3 separate regions of the Mus musculus genome follow, and regions 2 and 3 are each linked to region 1. A link is a loop called in an ENCODE intact Hi-C map of the cell type or tissue named here. Cell type or tissue: heart. All regions are shown on one strand. Each heading gives the region's core, and the rest is flanking DNA. Links, peaks and the distances in the headings are about the cores only.

What was found. Hi-C counts contacts between places; a loop is a spot of excess contacts. Peaks named below come from ENCODE experiments on the same cell type or tissue, not always from the same donor. Only the 100,000 strongest peaks of a DNase experiment are listed, where the experiment ranks them.
Region 2: a loop joins it to region 1, with 3 times the contacts of the local background. A loop is called at or near these places in 9 of 42 quality-filtered maps.
Region 3: a loop joins it to region 1, with 4 times the contacts of the local background. A loop is called at or near these places in 7 of 42 quality-filtered maps.

Annotation. Positions count from the first base shown.
Region 1 is chr11:117,078,961-117,084,691 of GRCm38, forward strand. No RefSeq gene overlaps it. Among named protein-coding and RNA genes, the nearest start is that of Mir6516, 4.5 kb to the left of the region's middle. In heart, for the core only: a CTCF peak has its summit at 2,803 (motif pointing right); DNase peaks (open chromatin) are centred at 2,391, 2,971 and 3,631; H3K4me3 peaks cover 846 bases; H3K27ac peaks cover 2,411 bases.
Region 2 is chr11:117,133,088-117,138,818 of GRCm38, forward strand. All of the region lies in intron 2 of Sec14l1 (SEC14-like lipid binding 1), which reads left to right. It also overlaps the pseudogene Gm51931. Among named protein-coding and RNA genes, the nearest start is that of Sec14l1, 21 kb to the left of the region's middle. In heart, for the core only: a CTCF peak has its summit at 2,585; DNase peaks (open chromatin) are centred at 1,944, 2,604 and 2,954; H3K27ac peaks cover 1,400 bases.
Region 3 is chr11:117,143,388-117,149,118 of GRCm38, forward strand. Sec14l1 (SEC14-like lipid binding 1) reads left to right here. Exons shown (of 16, transcript NM_001166506.2): 5 at 1-28; 6 at 394-628; 7 at 1,462-1,571; 8 at 3,721-3,910; 9 at 5,148-5,236. Among named protein-coding and RNA genes, the nearest start is that of Sec14l1, 31 kb to the left of the region's middle. In heart, for the core only: a CTCF peak has its summit at 2,533 (motif pointing right); a DNase peak (open chromatin) is centred at 2,924.

The DNA of each region.
Region 1 (5,731 bases), core at 1,787-4,286:
TTTCCATTGTTCAATGATATCTCACTGCGCAGCCCTGACTGGCCTGGAACCCAGATCCACCTGCCTCCCACGTACTGTGGTGAAAGGTGTTTATCACCACACCCAGCTTCTTCACGCTCTTGGTGGTTTCTGTGCTCGCCACTGTAGCAAGTGTGGGTTTGTATGGCCAGTGTGTGTTAAATGGCCCCTTTTCCAGATTTTTTGGGCACAAAGCACAGGGCTATCCAAATATTTCATTATGGAATGTAGGGGCTGCGGAGCACAGTGTTCTCAAGGAAATTGAGTAGCAAGGGTTGTCTGGACAGGAGATGTCCAAGGTCTCTGGGATCCCATGGCCTTCTGGGCTGGCCTAGCCCTCTTCAGTAGGATTACCTGACAGACATTGGCTATTCTAGGATCTGCTCACCTGTGTGCACTGAGGATACTGAAGCTGGTACTGTCTCTGCACTCGGGAGATGGTTGTGAGGGGCCATGTGGCTGCTGGGAATAGAACCTTGGTCCCTTGCAAGAGCAGCCTGTGTGCTTAACCGATGAGCCATCTCTCCAGGCCCAGCTGCTGTGCCTCCTAAGCCCACATGGGCCCTTTCTTGCTGGCTGGCCTTGCAGTTAGGTGTCAGGGGCGCTGTGTTTCCTGTCGGGCTGAGTAGCTCCCTCTCCTGAGAGCCTTATGGTTATGGCTGTCTGGGGGTCACCCTTTGTGCCACCTGTTGTGTATCCTTGGTCCCTCTGGCCCTATGTCCTCAGCAGGAGCAGAGGTACTGCTGTCCCTACCTCTGCTCAACTGCTTGCACACCTAGGGAACCTTGTCTCGGATCCCGTACACTGCTGGCATAAAGTTTGTCGTTTGCAAGAGCAATGCCAGGGTGGCGTGTCTCCCATGTTGTGCGTGGGTTGCTTGCGTTGGGTGAGGGGCTGACTTGAACTTTGACCTCGGTTCGGCGTACGTTATGTCATTAGGTATGATTCATTGGGCCTCTGTGGTCTTGACTCCCCTGCCACCCCCACCCCGTGTCTGCGGGAGCTGTCATTTCAACCTGTGTTGGAAGTTATTCAGTGGTTTGCAACCGCTGGCCATAACATGAAAGACTCAGAGCTGTGGCGGAGGCCCCTTGGACGTCTCCAGTGTACAGGAGCCGCTTAGGTGATGACCCAGGGAGGGCTCATCGTGGAGGCAGAAACACCTGGGGTTTCTTCACACTGGGGCTTCAGCACCAGCCAGCCCTGTGGTCTTAGGCATGTCACTTCCTCTCTGTACCTGGAGTGCCTTGACACAGGTACGGTGACAATAGGTAAAGCAGGCGCATCCCGTGGGAGAAGCCTGGTGCTACCCAGGCAGGAAGCTGCAGTAGCTGCAGGCTCCTGGCATCGTCTCAGCGATCACATTTGGGCCTCACGAAATTGGTACTGTCGTCCACGTGCCGTCTCTAGAAAAAGACTGTGCTGCCTAAATGAAGGTGTTGAGATGCAGTGTACACTGGAGAAAATAGCCTGTGGTGATCTTTCTGGAGTAGACTGCTGTGGTGGCAGGTTCCTGACTCATCCAGTGTGGGGTGTTTTTCCTGCCCACAGAACGCAGTGTCTTCATGGTGGCTCCAATCTGCCCTCAGCTTGTCTGAGCAGCCCGGGACTTCTGTTCACAGGTCCTCAGAGGACCAGCGCAGTCCTGGTTTGACAAGTCTTCTGAGCACACAGCTCCTGGGCCCCTCTGAGCGTGTGTCTGGTTATCAGCAGAAAACTGACGGGAAGCAGCTGAGGTTGGTGGGGATACTCGGAGCCCACGGTTCTTCCGGTCAGTCCAAGGAGGGTGCTGGAGGGTCCAGGAGTTCAGTGCTTGGTCTGGGACTTGTGACAGGGTCTCACATGCAATTCTGAATGACTTAGAACTTACGGTGTAGCCCAGGCTAGACTCAAACTCCCCGCAACCCTTCCCACAAGAACTGGGATTACAGGCATGTGCCTCCGTGTGATCCCAGTGGGATTTTAAGACAGTATCCCACTCTGTCGTACAAGCTAGCCTCAAATTCATGCTCATGGCTGGTACAGGTGTCACCACCATGCTGAGTGTGTGCTGGGACTTCTGAGGCAGATGTTTGCCCAGGGCAGGGTGGCCTCTACATCCGTCCTCTTCCCTCTGAAATGCCACCCCCAGCTAGGTGGCTTCTTCCTCTGCCGGCATCTTTATTGACTGCTCAGCAGTAGCCTTCTGGCTCGCTGGCCGCCTTTGGAACTCGAGGACCTACAGCTGCTACTGAAGCCCAGAGTATTGCATGTGGCTGCAAGAGTTCCCAGCCAAGCCCTGCACCCTTCTATCTACTCCACAGATCCCCTGGCCCTGTGGCTGCCTACACATGATAGGCGCTGACTAGTTGACCCCACAGGCATGCTTAAGATGTAGCCTCTGGCAAGTCCTGGGCTGGCTTGGCCCGCTGCCACCCTGGATTACATAAGAATTAGAACAGCCCCATGAAATTAGTGGTCAAGAAAGCCTTAGAGCCTGAGAGATAGCTCAGTTGGTAGAGTGCTTGCCTCGAGAAGCAAGGACAAACCAAGGACTCTGATTCCCAGAACCCAGTAAAACTAATCTGGACATGGTGGCACGTGTTTAATACCAACCTAGGAGTCACAGAAACAGGCAGATCCTAGGGCCCACTGGCCCCTGGTCTAACCTACATAGTAACCCCCAGGCCAGTCAGAGAACATGTCTCAAAAGCAAAGTGGACAGCACTTGAGGAAAAATAACTCTGAGACACGCAGAAAGAAGCCCTTAAAATGCTAAAGCGCTTGTGGAATTTTGCTTCTCTTTCTGTCCACTAGAGGGCGCAGTTCCACACCAGGCGCTCTTGTAACAGCCAGTACTACAAAGGGTAGAATCCATTTGTGTTTGAAGCCAAGACTTCTTTCATCAGAAAGCTATGCGGGAGGTGCAGCGGCAGGGTGGGGCACTTGCTTAGGAATCCGTCAGTTGGTCCCAGTTGTGCTCCGTCTCTAGGAAACGCTCACATCCTGGAGCAGCTGACCCCATTCTGGGCTTGTGCAGTTGGGGGCAAGGGCATGTTCTAATGTGCCTCTCCATGCAGACACTCCTCAGGATGCTGTTCTACTAATCTGTGGGTGGGTTCCCCCAGCTGCAAGGGTTCACATCAGTTCTCAACCTGTGTGTTGCAACCCTTTTGGCAAACCTGTGTCTCCAAAAATTATAATGATTCATAATAGCAAAATTACAGTTATGAGGTAGCAACAAAGGATCATTTTATGGATGGGGATCACACAGCGTAAGGAACTGTATTAAAGAGTCGCAGGTTGAGAACCGCTGGGTTTTAAGCATCCAAGACAAGAACAGCTCAACTTAATGCTGAAAAGTACAGATAAGACAGAGCCAGCGATGTTAGATCAATGGTTGCCATGCCCTTGAAAGCCAAGGTCGAATGGAAAGGAAAAGCCGGGTGTTCCAGAAGTGTGGTTCTCTGAACCTGGTTAACGCCTTTCTGGTGGATCAAACTCATTTAGTTGAGCTTTCTGATGGACCCCAGTGAAGTGTAATTGGGTGCTAACTGCTGGCCATATCCGGCTACAGAGCCCTCTGGGAACTTCCCATCCCTCAGGGAAAGCAGGAAATGCATCAGAGAAGGTGTGGGGAAGGAGAGCAGTCAGGCTCCTGTTGTTTTCCGTCCTAGGTAAGAGAGCCAGGAAATGCCAGAGACGTGACCTTTAGCAAAACCTAAGGTCAGAGAGTAAGTGGAGCCTCTTGCAGAGAGGAGGGCAGCGAGGCTTTGGGGTGCTGGGCAAGTCTCCTGGGGCCAACAGCCTGGACTGGCAAGCGGGAGGCTTTAGTTAGCTTCGTGCTTTCTTCTTTGGAGGGGATTGGGAAGCTCGCCTCTCCTGATGCAGCTTACATGAGAAGCCTTTCTTCTAACCCTGCTGCATGTGCCCACTGAGAGGACCCCCCCAGTCTTTACCTGAGGGACGGGAAAGTAGAACACACAGACAGGGAAAGACAGTCCACATAAAGCCCTTGACCATTCACTTTATCTAGAAGCCTACTGCGCATGTGTGCTCGAGACTCAGAGTGTGTGTGCGTGTGTGTGTGTGTGTGTGTGTGTGTGTGTGTGTGTGTGTGTGTGTGTATATCCATGCACGTGTGCGTTGTGCTAAGGTTTGCGTCTAGGGCAGATATTCTCCCACTGAGCTACACCACCCTCCCCCCTTAGTTTTACTGTTTATTTTGACACAGTCTTGATACATTGTAGCAGCTGGGCCTTTGGCTCCTCACTCTGAAATCTAGATTTACAGGTCTTGGATTTGTGACTGGCCTGCGAGGGCCTCCAGGTACACCTCCAAATCCAACTTGCCTGAGCGTGGTGCCCCAGTTCCCTTGCCTGTTCCTATCCCTGCCTCAGCTGCTTCCGGGTAGCAAGCCCTTAGGACTTGGCTTTTCAACAAAGATTGGATGCATTTGTTTCGTTTAAGTCGCTGTTTAAACTGCTAACAGGAAGACTACAGAAGAACAGTCCCTTATAATCTTTACAAGTAGAAGCCTGTCTGGATTCACATAGAACAACTATTTGTTCTGGGGTTTGTATCCAGATCAATTATGCCGCTACAGCAGAAAATGGCTCTGTCCGTGCCTGTGTGTAAGTCATTGGAAGGTCATTTGTCCCCAGACTGTCAGCTGGGAGAATTATGTAATGGTTACGCAATGCCAACAGGATGCAGCCGCCGCCATCAGTCACCTCCGGCAAAGCAGCTGAGTGAAAGGCAGACTCTGATTCTTCGTATCTCTCTTGGCGATAGGTTTGAACCAGGGCCTCGAGCATACTAAACAAGGCTCCACCCCAAGGCTCCACCCCCCAGCCCTGTGGATCCTCCTTTCTCAAATCTTGAACATAGGTTGGCTGTCTTCCCCCGCCCTTCCGATCCCCTCCCCAAGACAGGGTTTCTCTGTGTAGCCCTGGCTGTCCTGGAACTCACTCTTTAGACCAGGCTGGCCTCAAACTCAGAAATTCTCCTGCTTCTGCCTCCCAAGTGCTGGGATTAAAGGCATGCGCCACCACTGCCTGGCTGGTTGGCTGTCTTCTGACCCAACCTCCTGGTTGCCTAGTTACAGAACGCCCTTTCCATGAATGTCCGGTCTTTGCACCAGAATTCCTTCACCCTTTTGAAAGTTAGTTGGGGGAAAGAAGGCAAGTAATCTGAGAAGGTCAAACTGAAGTAAAACCTTCATTTCCAACATGACCTTTCTTCTTAGGTGTTCAGGTACCCCCTGTCTGTTTCCAAGAAAGATTGAAGGACCCATCTGACTTACCTTGTCCTTGCCAGCTGACATCCTCTCTGGCAGGCTTGGATGAAGCCCTTTCTGACCATCACCCTTTTCCAGGACTACCTCCTTAAGACTCCAGACTTTACCATGTGCTGAGCTGGCTTCAGGGTTAGACTGTTAAGCACATGAAAGATACCCACCACCTGTGATAGCAGCAGGCAGGGACCTGTGCTGTCCAGCATCCTCAGTCCCCTCGTTGTCCTTTTGGCTGCTTTGTCCCTTGGCCAGGCAGCCTTTGACCTCTTTGCTAAGCCTTCCTACACATCCTTCTGGCTGGAAACAGAACCTTATTCCAGGATAAGCACATTACGTGACCCGTCCCTCCCCATTTTTTTCTCAGAAGTGTAGAAGTCCACTGAGATAATTTAACAAATTTAATATGTGTTAAAATTCTGTGAGTGGAGCTGGAGATGG
Region 2 (5,731 bases), core at 1,313-3,812, 54 kb after region 1:
GATCAGTTTTATGTTTAAAGAAAATTGAACAGCTAGACCCTGAGCTTTCGTGGAACCTCCTTCCTGCCTTGAGTTTTCCCCACTAGTGTCCTGTGTGAGAGGACTGGTGACTTTTAATCTGCTTGGAGTCCCACTTTCCTCGGGCGCTCTACTAATGTGCCTGTGGGCAAGTTTAACTAGATGGAAACTTGCTGATTTATTTATTTTTCCCCTCCACAATCCTTTACTTCTTCTCCTGTTGTAGACCAGGGTCAGGGGACCCCACTGCTATGTAGACTCCAGTGGGCTAGCCCAATGCTGCGTAGAGCTGGGGAGGGGGCTGCTACCTGTATGCAGACCCCCCCCCCCCCCGCATTGGCCAGAGTGCAGTTTCTCAGTAGAACACTGGTGGGCTGCCAAGCAGCCGATCCCGTCCTCCCTTTTCCTTCTTTCCTCCCTCCTTCCTTCTCTCTTTCTCTCTCTCCCTCCCTTCTTCCCTTCCCTCCCTCACCCTTTCTCTCTGTCTCTGTCTGTCTGTCTGTCTCTCTCTCTGTCTTTCTCTCTCTCTTTTTTTTTTTTTTTGTTTTTTTTGTTTTTTGTCTTTTGATGATTTCCCCCAGACAGGATCTTACTGTGTAGTCCGGGCTAGCCCAGAATTCTCTACATAGACTAGACAGACTGGCCTTGAACATGCACTGGCCTCTTGCCTTTTGGTCTCCCAAGTACTGGGATTAAAAGTGGCCACCTTTAATCTATGCCACTAAGCCTGGCCAGAGGAAGGTTATTCTATGGCCTTCTGTCAGAAACACACAGGCCCAGCGAAGAATGAGCTGTGATCTAAAGCAGTTTTCATGGAGCTGCCAATGTCAATGTCTAGGCTTGGGTATCCATAGACCTTCACCCTGCCCCGTGGTACAAGGGATCAAACCCAGGCCTTGTTCTTGTAGGCAAGTGTTCCACCACTGAGCTACCCTGCAGCCTATGCTTTTGAGTGGCAACAATACACCAGGGTACCTGAAACATTTGTGGTCCTTCCTAGGAAACTGAGTTTGATGCAGAAATCTGAAAGCCTTCTCTGGAATTGGCCTGGGCTGTCAATGTTTCTTCTCCAGTGACTCTAGCTGCCCTCTGTAGGCCTCTCCACAGATATTTCCACAGGGCTGGCTCTTTCTCAGTAAAGGCTGCAGCCAGCCTTGCCCCAAGTGTGTGCTGTAGCTTATAGCTGAATCTGTTACATTATTGTTAAGTAGGTCACTAAGCTTACCTAAGTCCCTGATACTCCTGAGTCCTCCTGTTACATCCTCCAGCATCATTAGCTTAGGGCCTGTGTGTCACAGGGGTGTGCATGTGTGTCCGTGAGTGTGTGTGTACCCGTGGAGGTTAGAGGACAATTCTCAGGGAGTTGGTGTTCCTGGTACCTTGTGGAATTTGGGATCAAACTCAGGACATCAGGCCTGTATAACAGTGCCTCTACCTCTAGCTGTTTTTAAAATCCAATAGTCTTTTATTGAAATTATTTTCTTGTTGACTCTTAGCCAGCTGGGCACTCCACTACACCACTGTTGATGTCATCTATGATGTCATGAGGGTGGTGGCCATCCGAATCGCAGCCCACAGACTGTGCAGTACCCAGGATCTGCTGGACAATGATGACAGTCTCATCAAAAGTGATGTTTCCACAGTGTTTAATGTTCTTCTGCTTGTTTCTGTCTCTCGGTGGCTTCTTGAGGGCTTTGGTGACCAGGGCAGAGGCAGAGGACACCACCTCGATCTGGGCCTGTCTGTTCTGGATGGTCCGTTTCACTGTAACCCTGAGACCTTTCCAGTCACCGCTGGCCTTGGCAATGTCATCACCAACTTTTTTTTGGAGCTAGACCCAGACAATGATTTGGGAGGCCAAGGCGAGTGTGGGCGCTGACCTCGCCTCCAGTGCACCTCAGATACATGACTTTGATCTCGGGGTCGAACTTGCATGGCATGGTGGAGGCGGTTGGTGTCGGATGAACCGGGATTCGGGAAGACTGAAGAAGAAGTTGCATCGTTGCCTCCTCTTTTGCAGACCCTGGTTTGTTTTCTGAGGCTGGGTTGGCCTTGAGTAGTGGGAGGGGCGGATAGCTGCGTTCCAGCACCCTGCCTCTGGGCTGCCTCTGAGCTGCATTTCCACAGGCGGTGGTCAGTCAGTCGTGGCGCTAGGACTTGGTGAGTCTGCCTACTGACCGTGTTGAAGGATCGTTTCTTCGTTGTGATATTGAGCCGTTATGGTTTAGTTTATGTGCTCACTGACTTTTTTCCAGGAGAAACCTATGCCTGAGAGTCACTTTTTTGGTCATATTTAGTGTTCCAGAACATCTCACTTTTCTAGAAAACAGCTGGCTTGGTTTGTTAGCAGAATTGGGTGTGAACACAGCTCAGTTTGGAAGGGGTTGTTCTTTAAACAGAATTTCTTTTAAATAAGTTTTCCTGGCACCCTGCGGTACTCCGCTCATTAATTCAAAGTCAGTCCGCCTTCACTAATACGGTTTTCTTCAGCACAGCGCTCGCTGTTAACATGTCAGCAGCACATCCAGAAGTTGGTTAAAGCTGAACGCTCTGTTGCCGCCCCCTAACTGCAGGCTCGGAGCCCTGGGAAGGGGAAGAGTGGGTGTGGACGCGGTGGGAGGAAGAGTTATCCAGGAGGCAGCTTCCTTCTGGGGGAGGCAAGTTAATAAGGCCCTAGTGTTGTTTTTATTATTCAGACAAGTGCTGCTTTAAACACAGTGCAAGTGATCACAATAGCTTTCTCTTTCCACAGCCAGCCCCCCCCCCCCCAAAGGGAGCGTCTCTTGCTGAAGAACTGATGTGTGCGAGCTGTGCTCTGTTCAGCCCCTTGACTCATTTGCTGAATGCTGAGTGTGCTCCAGACTCAGGCTAGGGAGGCTTTGTGGGGTGGCTGCTGCCCCTCTGGGTCTCCTGTCAGAGCAGAGCCCATGAGGCTCTTGGCCTTGTACAGAGCCTTGAAAGCAGAAGGCTTCCTGCTGCTAGACTTGGTGTGCATGGGCTCCATGCCACTCCAGCCTATGGACCCTGCGAGAGAGAGGTACCACTCAGCAGTCCTACCCTGGGGCGGGGCTCCAACAGACACCCGGGTGGGGTTTCATGTGTAAAATGTAGCAGTGTTGCATTTAACCAGCCACAGGAAAGACAGTACATCCTGTGTTAGTGTCCGTCCCTCCCTCCCTTCCTTCTTTCCCTCTTTCCCTCCCTCCCTCCTTCACAAAAGGAAGAAAGAAAAAAAAAAAAAAAGACCCATAGCTGTATCTATATGAGTGCATGTACAGCCATTGAGGGATGCCCTAGCCCTGGGTTCTGGGTTGGTTTGTTGTTGGTTTTTTTTTTTTTCCTCCTTTTTAAATTTGAGATGCAACTGAACCGAGGGCCTCGTGCACACTATGAAGGTGCTTTCCTCTAAGGCTTAGCCCCAACCTGCCCCTTCAGCCCTGTTTTACTTTTTGTTGTTCAGGCTGCTCTTGGACTTGTGATCTCCTGCTTCTGCCCCTGAGCCCCTGGCATTGCCTCCTAGGCAGGCTCCTGGCTTCCTGTTCGTATCAGTGTGTTTATATTCTGGCTCAGGGTAATACAGCCGGGGCTACACAGAGAAACCCTGTATGGAAAAAGTGAGAGAGGAGGAGGAGGAGGAAGAAGAAGTTTCCCCGAATAAAGCTCTTTCTTTTCCTTTGAATATTTTCTCCAATTTTTTTGTTATTGACTCTCCCAACTTTTTGTTTTGGGAAATTTCCACTTGTAAAATGTTGCTAGAGAAGAACAGCACACACCATGGCAGTTCTCCACACTTGTGTGGCAGGAACGTTGGAGGACAAGTTCTGCCTGTGCTGTGAGACTTTAGCTACAAGGATGGGGTTTCTGAGAGGCCGTCCGGTCTCCTGACTACTGAGGTTGATCCCTGCCCGGCCTTGGAAGTACGGTAGTGATGCTATTGATAACATGTGGGCTGCTGCCTCCGTGTCCCCGGGCTCGGGGCGGGGCTGCCCATTGGTGTTCCAGGGTGAGGTGGAAGCAGCACTTTGCCCCGCACCCCTGTAGACTGCAGTGTTTTCAGCCACGTCTGTTTCTGTTGCGGCCTTGACACTTTGTTTCATTTTATAAGTGTCGTGTTGTTTGTCTTGGTGTTTCACCTGCAAATATGTCTGTGTACCACGTGCTGGGGTCTCCTGGAACTGCAGTTACAGATGGTTGTGAGCTGCTACGTGGGTGCTGGGGACCAAACCTAGGTCCTCAGCAAGAGCAGCTGGTGCTCGTAACCTCTGAGCTCTCCGCCCATGGTTTATTATTTATTTATTGGTGGTGGGGTGGGGTTGTTTTGGTTTTGCAAGACAGGGTTTCTCTGTGTAGCTCTCTGGCTGTCCTGTAACTCACTCCATACTCCAGGCTGGCCTCAAACTCACAGAGATCTACCTGCCCCCACTGCCGCCGCTCCCACCCCCCTCCAATGCTGGGATCAGAAGCATGGACCACACTACCCAGCCCTGATCTTTTTCCTTTAAGATTTATTTATTTATTTATTTATTTATTTATTTATTTACTTACTATATGTGTGTACACTGTAGCTGTCTTCAGACACTCCAGAAGAGGGCATCAGATTTTTTAACAATTTTAACTTTAGAATTTTATAGGATGGGGCTGGTGAGATGGCTCAGTGGGTAAGAGCACCCGACTGCTCTTCTGAAGGTCTGGAGTTCAAATCCCAGCAACCACATGGTGGCTCACAACCATCTGTAACAAGATCTGATGCCCTCTTCTGGAGTGTCTGAAGACAGCTACAGTGTACTTACATATAATAAATAAATAAATCTTTAAAAAAAAAAAAAAAAAAGAATTTTATAGGATTAGGAATTTTCTGAATTTCTTCTCATGAGTAGTGGAGATTGAACCTGGGTTCTGCACACCACTCTGGGGTCCTGCTGTTGCTTCCCGGCCCTCCATTGGATAGAGCTAGGGGAAGTGACAGGTTTTCATGAGACTGGCTTGTCTCTGTCTTCAGGGGCTGCTTAGCAGCTTGCTCAGAGCCTCACAGGTTGTCGTTGCTGTTGAACACTAGGCGCTGGTGCCTGTGAGCCTCAGAGGGGGAGTTCACAGCAGCCTCCGCAGACTCCTTCCCCTTGCCCCTTTGGTTAGTCTCCTGTGCTGATAGTGTGCAGGGCTCGTTGGCCCTGGTGACTGAGAAACAAAGGTTGGACTCATTGGTTTGCTTAGGAAGCGATTTTTCCATAATAAAAAAAATGTTTATGAGCAAAGAGCTTGTTTCAGGCACTGAGGTTCTTATTTTCCCAAGAGCAAATGGAGAACTGAGATTCGGTTCCTGCCCTGTGGTTGGTACTGCTGGGTGGCCAGACGGGAAGGGGCATGGAGAGAGGAGGGAGCCGGAAAGCCCTCTGCACGCTGGCGCAGGAGACTCTGTACCTTTAGCCTCTCCTGAGCCTGGGTGCCCAGGTGCCACCTGGCTGGTTACCTTGAGGTACAAGGGAGGGGCCCTGCCTTGTGAGAGACTGCACAGGTGGTGACTTCCTAGGGAGTGAATGGGCTTCAGTTACAAGGCCTGCTGTGTAGGTGTGTCCACACAGCTTCAAGACGAGAAAGAACGGCAAGGCCAGGCATGGTGGCACACACCTTTCTCCCAACACTTGGGGGCAGAGGCAGATCCGCAGAGGTTTGGCCATGTAGAGAGACCCTGTCTCAACTCCACACTCCGCCCCCC
Region 3 (5,731 bases), core at 1,572-4,071, 64 kb after region 1:
GAAACATTATACAAGCAACATTAAAAAAGTGAGTGGCTTTCTTGGGATTTTATGGAAAAGGGAGGCGGGAGTCTGAGAGAATGACCACAGCTCGCGCCTTCTTTAGTCGTTTGTTTATTTGTGGAGACAGATTTCCACATTTACTTAAACTCATAATCCTTCTTCAGGCTCCCAAGCATTAGGGTTACAAGTGTGTGCCGTGTCACCCAGTGAGAACCATTGCCTGGGTGGGTAGGTGAGGCTGGGAATTGGATTCAGGGCCTTGTGCACGAAGCCAGCCTTCCACCGCAGAGCTTCCTCCACAACTCCCAAGTTCCCGTCTGGGTGATGTTGTGTGAACTGGGGAGTCTGGCTGCCGGGGGCCATGCTCACCCTAGCTGTCTTACCTTAAAGGGGAAGGAGATCATTGAATACTACCTACGGCAGCTGGAGGAGGAAGGCATCACCTTCGTGCCCCGCTGGACCCCACCCCCCGTGGGACCCTCAGAAACATGTTCATCAAGCAAGAATCAAGTCACATCTGCAGCTGTCCTTGTCCCAGATGCTGCTGCCGTCATGGAGGGGCTGAGTGGGGAAAACCTCAGTAGCCCAGGAACAGCGTCTGAGCCCGTGGTGGGAACCCCTGACGGTGAGCCTGGCCCCGCTGAGGGGAACCCACGGCTCTGCCCAGCCTTGTCTCCTCAGGCAGTCCATCTTGCACAGGAGAAAGTCTGTCCGCTTCAGGCCTTGCCCCTGACCCTCCCACTTAGAGAAGGCACACTCACTTTCCTCTTGTTTAAACAGTTATTTCTAATGTCCATGCCCTGGTTGGTGGCGGTCAGTGACTGACTGTAAGGCACTGTCCTTGTCCACAGCTTTCCTGTCACATGGCTCCTGTGCTTCCTGTGTGGCTCCTCTCAGTGCTCAGTGACAGGTTTTACCCCTTTAGTCTTGGCTGCTTCGTGCTGGAAGTACCTTCAGGTCATATTTGGGTCCACTGAGGCACAGAGCAGTTGAGAGACTTGTCAGTGGTCACACTCACAGCTAGTGAGTGGCTGGGCTAAGAGTACATTTACAGTGGCTGGGCCCAGAGCTGAGTGCAGAAAATCAGAAAAGAGACGTTATTGGAAGAGTGTCTTTCTCTTTCCTTCCGTCTGCTCAGCTTCGGGCAGTGCTGGGGAAAGGGCAGCGCTCTTGACCTCAGGCGGTTAAAGATACAGTGCTGGCTCTGCGGAGGAGCCCTGTCCTGATCAGCTCTGGGTTACAGGCGGAGGGCTGGAAAGAGGCTCGAAGCCTTCTGTGCTTATCTTGATCTCATCTTAAAGAGTCTTACTTACCTGTGCTTATCAGCGATGCCTCCCTAAACACTCAGGGTGGCTGCCAACGCCGCTGCCCCACTCCCAGCACACCCTGCCCACACCAGCCAGACAGAAGGGCTCCGGGTTCTCTGTGGTAAATAATGCTGTGCACATTAAATTCCAGATAAATTAGATGCCGACTACATCAAGAGATACTTGGGTGACCTGACTCCCCTCCAAGAGAGCTGCCTCATTCGACTGCGCCAGTGGCTCCAGGAGACACACAAGGGCAAGGTGAGTGTCACCTCTTCAGTTCCACCCCAGAATCACTCCCCAGTCTCCTGGGGAGCTGAGGACTGAGCAGGAACTAAGTGACCACTTCCGCTGTGCCTCCTCGTGTTCTGAAAGCTCTAGTGTGGCTGCTGTGACACAAAATCCTTAGGCAGGCTGAGGATGCCATCCATCCTCACAGAGCTGCCATTTGCTGCACTTCCCAGACAGAGGTCAAGCTTATCAACCACAAAGTGCCAAATCACAGCCCAGAGTCTGTTGGTACTGAGGAGCTGAAGGCTAGACATGTTGGCACATGTTTAACGTGTAGCCCTTAGCATGCAAAGAAACTAGCTTTGTTGTGACATTTTTATGCACACATATCATTAACTTTGAGTGTCTTTCCCGTCTCAGTGGGGCTTTGATTTTGACATTGCAGGAGATCCAGCTCCACGGGCGTGAGGTTTACAGGAAACAAGCTGTTTGGTGTGCCTGCCCAGCTATGGACATTGTCAGCTCCACACGGAGCTGGCCATCCGTGGGGCTGGCCTGGTCCATAGGGCTTGCTTGCCTAGGTTCACAGCACACAGTGCCTGCCAGCCGTTAGGGAAGCTGCCACAGAGGAGGAACGGCCGCCTGTGTGCCGGCTGTGTGTGAGCGGATGCTCTCCAGCACCTTCAGTCCTCTCAGCCCTGTGGAAGAATGAGTGCAGTGTGGGAAGCAACTCGGAGGGAGGGGTTAAGCCTGTAGCAGAGGCCTGGGGGCTGGTGCGGGCTAGATAAAGCAGGGCACTCCGCTCCAGCACCCACAGGCCCGTCGTGCCCCTTTCTCCCTTTGCTTTTTGAAAGCAATGTAGGTAACTGGTTTATTAGGGTGAGAACTAACTTTTCTTTATGTATTTAAATAGTTTTTGTTTTGTTTTTTTTTTAATTTATGCGTGTGTGTTTCCTACATGCATGCCATGTGCATGCAGTGTTTGCAGAGGCCAGAAGAGGGCATCATAGTCCCCGGGACTGGAGTTACAGATGGGTGTGAGCAGCCCTGTGAGAGCTGGGAATTGAACCTGGGTCTTCTGGAAGAGCAGCTGGTGCTCTGATGGCTGAGCAATCTCTTCAGCTCCCCCTTTCTTTTCTGGGAGAGTCTTACTCTAGCTGCAAACCTTCAAAAAAAACTTTTAATTATTTTATGTTTATGGGTATTTTGCTTACATTTATAACTACTGATCTGCATCTCAGCCCCAAATACTTGAAAACTTTTGATCCTTTTGTGTCAGCCACCCAAGTGTTGGGATGATGCGTGTGCACCCTCCTTCCTCACCCACACTCTCACTTCCGCATGACTTTGGTTCTTTTCCAATGGTTGATGCCAGCTCAGCAGTACTGCTTCACCTCAGACGGCCCGGAGGGGCCTGAGAGGCATGGCTCCCACTCACTTCCTGCTCTCCTGAAGCCCTCACTGCCCTCATTCCTGGGTGTGTGGCCCTGAGGGAGATACCTGGCCCAGAGCAGGTTGGGAACACAGCCCCAGCTCTGTTCTTCACTCGGGCAAGCTTCCTGTGGATTGACGGCAGTGGATCCTAGAGAATAGTCTGGTGTGTAGCACCACCATCGTGTCCACACCAGCATCTGAAGTGTACTGTGTGCCGAAAAACGAACTTGCTGCCAGGGTGTAGGACTGAGGCGGGAAGTTTAAGTCTGTTTGCAGCCAGGTGTGGTGGTGTCTGTCTGCCCTTAGTTAAGGCAGAGGCAGCAGGTCTACCTAGTGAGTTCTCTCCAGAGCTTCATAGTGACACCCTGTCTCCAAAATAGCCAAACACAGAGACCAGTTTGCCTGCCTCCTCCAGACCAGACTTGGCTGGGGTGAAAACAGAGCGGTCGGGATTGTTATCCCAGCACTCGTAGGTTTTAGCTTTGTGAACACCGTTCTCCACATTATTGTAGCTTTATTAAAATGACTCCTGGGGCGAGTTTTCTGGCAAGGGATGGACCCTGGGCCTCGTGCATGGGAAAGCGCTGGGGGAGGGGAGACTACAGCGCTGTGCCCCACAGTGCGCCAGCCTAGGAGCATGGCCTCTCAGCGACATGATCAGTGCAGCTCACTGTTGGCCGGGTTAGGTCAGGGTTTGACCTCTTGCCCAGCCACTCCAGGTCCCTTAAAGCCTTTGTTCTCCTAGATCCCAAAGGACGAGCATATCCTTCGGTTCCTGCGTGCCCGGGATTTTAATATTGACAAGGCCAGAGAGATCATGTGCCAGTCTCTAACCTGGCGGAAGCAGCACCAGGTGGATTACATCCTGGACACTTGGACTCCGCCCCAGGTCCTTCTGGACTACTACGCTGGGGGCTGGCATCACCATGACAAAGGTAGGTGAACCTGAGCATGCTCACAGCGCTGCACGCTGTCTGAAGCCCTGCAGTGACAGTGGGCGGGGCCTTCCCACCACGTGACTGGCTGTCGAGACCCTTGACTCCCATTCACACCCAAGACTGAGCAGCCAGGCATGGGACCGGGAACAAGTGCCTTGTCTTCTGTTTTAAGCCTTGTTGAGAAAACACTGAGTGTGTGCTAACACTGAGTGTGTGCTAAAGTGAGTGTGTAGTAAGATATTGACAGACCTGCTGTGTTAGCTCATTTCTCTAATCAGCATTTAGGAGACAGGTGGATCTTGAAGCCATTCTGGATAATAGAGCTAGAGTTATAGATGAGACTGTGTCAAACAGAAGATTGACAAGTGGGTTTTACTAACCGTCAGAAGAGCCAGTGTTTGGCTAATGTTTTTACTCCACCCCTTGAGCAGAGGGAGGGGGTTTCTGTAAGGTCAAGGTTGGCCTCATCTACCTAGCAAGTTGTAAGCCAGCCAGAACTCCACAGTGAGGTCCTGGGCTTCAGCGGGGAGTTCTGCAGGAGGCAGCCGAGAGTCCCAGGCACAGCAGATTGGTGTGCTGAGGAGGCTGATCTCGGTGCTACCTCTCCAGCCTGGCCAGGGTCCGGGGCCACTTCTGCAGGAGGTGCTCTGGGCCAAGAGCCTCTCTATTTGGGTGGGGTCATCACAGGCTCTACAGTGAGCCGGGCGGCAGCGCTGGCTGTGGGACTTGAGGGTTTCCAATGTACATCCTTGGGGAGGAAGGCTGGCTTTTTAAAGAGCTTGACAATAATTTTTAAATAATGTATGGGAAAATTGTTTTAGAATTAAACAACCAAAACTGTGTACTCATAGAAATGATGTCCCCTGTAGTGAGCACTGAGCTTAGCAGCACCCATGTTCAAACAGGCTGGGGAGCCAGACAGGCTGCACCCCACTTCAGTCCCCCTCGGCGTGGCCCGTCAACAGCTGGAGCCCCGGGGCCCGTGGCTTGCTGTCAGCTGATAGCTTTTGTATCTGTGAAGGTGCTGCCCTACCAGACCATCCTGACACAGAAGCCAGTCTTCCTCAGAGTAGGCCAGAACCCTATGTGTATCTCAAGCACAGGGGAGCGTCCAAACCCAAGGTGTCACAGTCAAGGGGTCTTCTGCACAGAGCTGCGTCCTTAGCCTCTTATGAGGGCTCTTAGAGATCTGTCCTGCCACTCACCACAGCTTCCTCCTTGCCTTCACTTGCAGATGGACGGCCGCTGTATGTGCTTAGGCTGGGCCAGATGGACACCAAAGGCTTGGTGCGAGCTCTCGGAGAGGAGGCCCTACTGCGATACGTACGTGCTCAGCTGGGAGTGCAAGGCTGGAGGCTGGCCTTGTTTTTGTTGCTAGCAGGACTAGGCACCACAGCGGGCTACTCAGACAAATGTACAGCTCTCCACACTTGGGGAGATGTGCTCTACATAAGGGCTTCTTAGGAGGGGACACACACACACACACACACACACACGCACGCTTAAACGCACGTGCACACACACATATACATGCACTCGAGCATGCTCAGACTCTCTCTCTCCCCCTCCTACTATCCCAAACGAGCCTGTTCTGCAAACACCCCCATATCAATCAGTGCCCAGGTGACTTGAACTGCCACTTTCTTAGGGCCACCTGCTTTGTCTGCTGTGGCTGCTCCTGTCTATTCTCTGCAAGGGAAATGTTTGTTGTTGCCGTGTGGGGTGTGAGGACAGTGCTTGAGGTCCCACGTGCACCTGTCATCTTGCCTTAATTCCCCTCTGTGGAGTCTGATGTCACCTTTGCCTTCTGGGACTGAC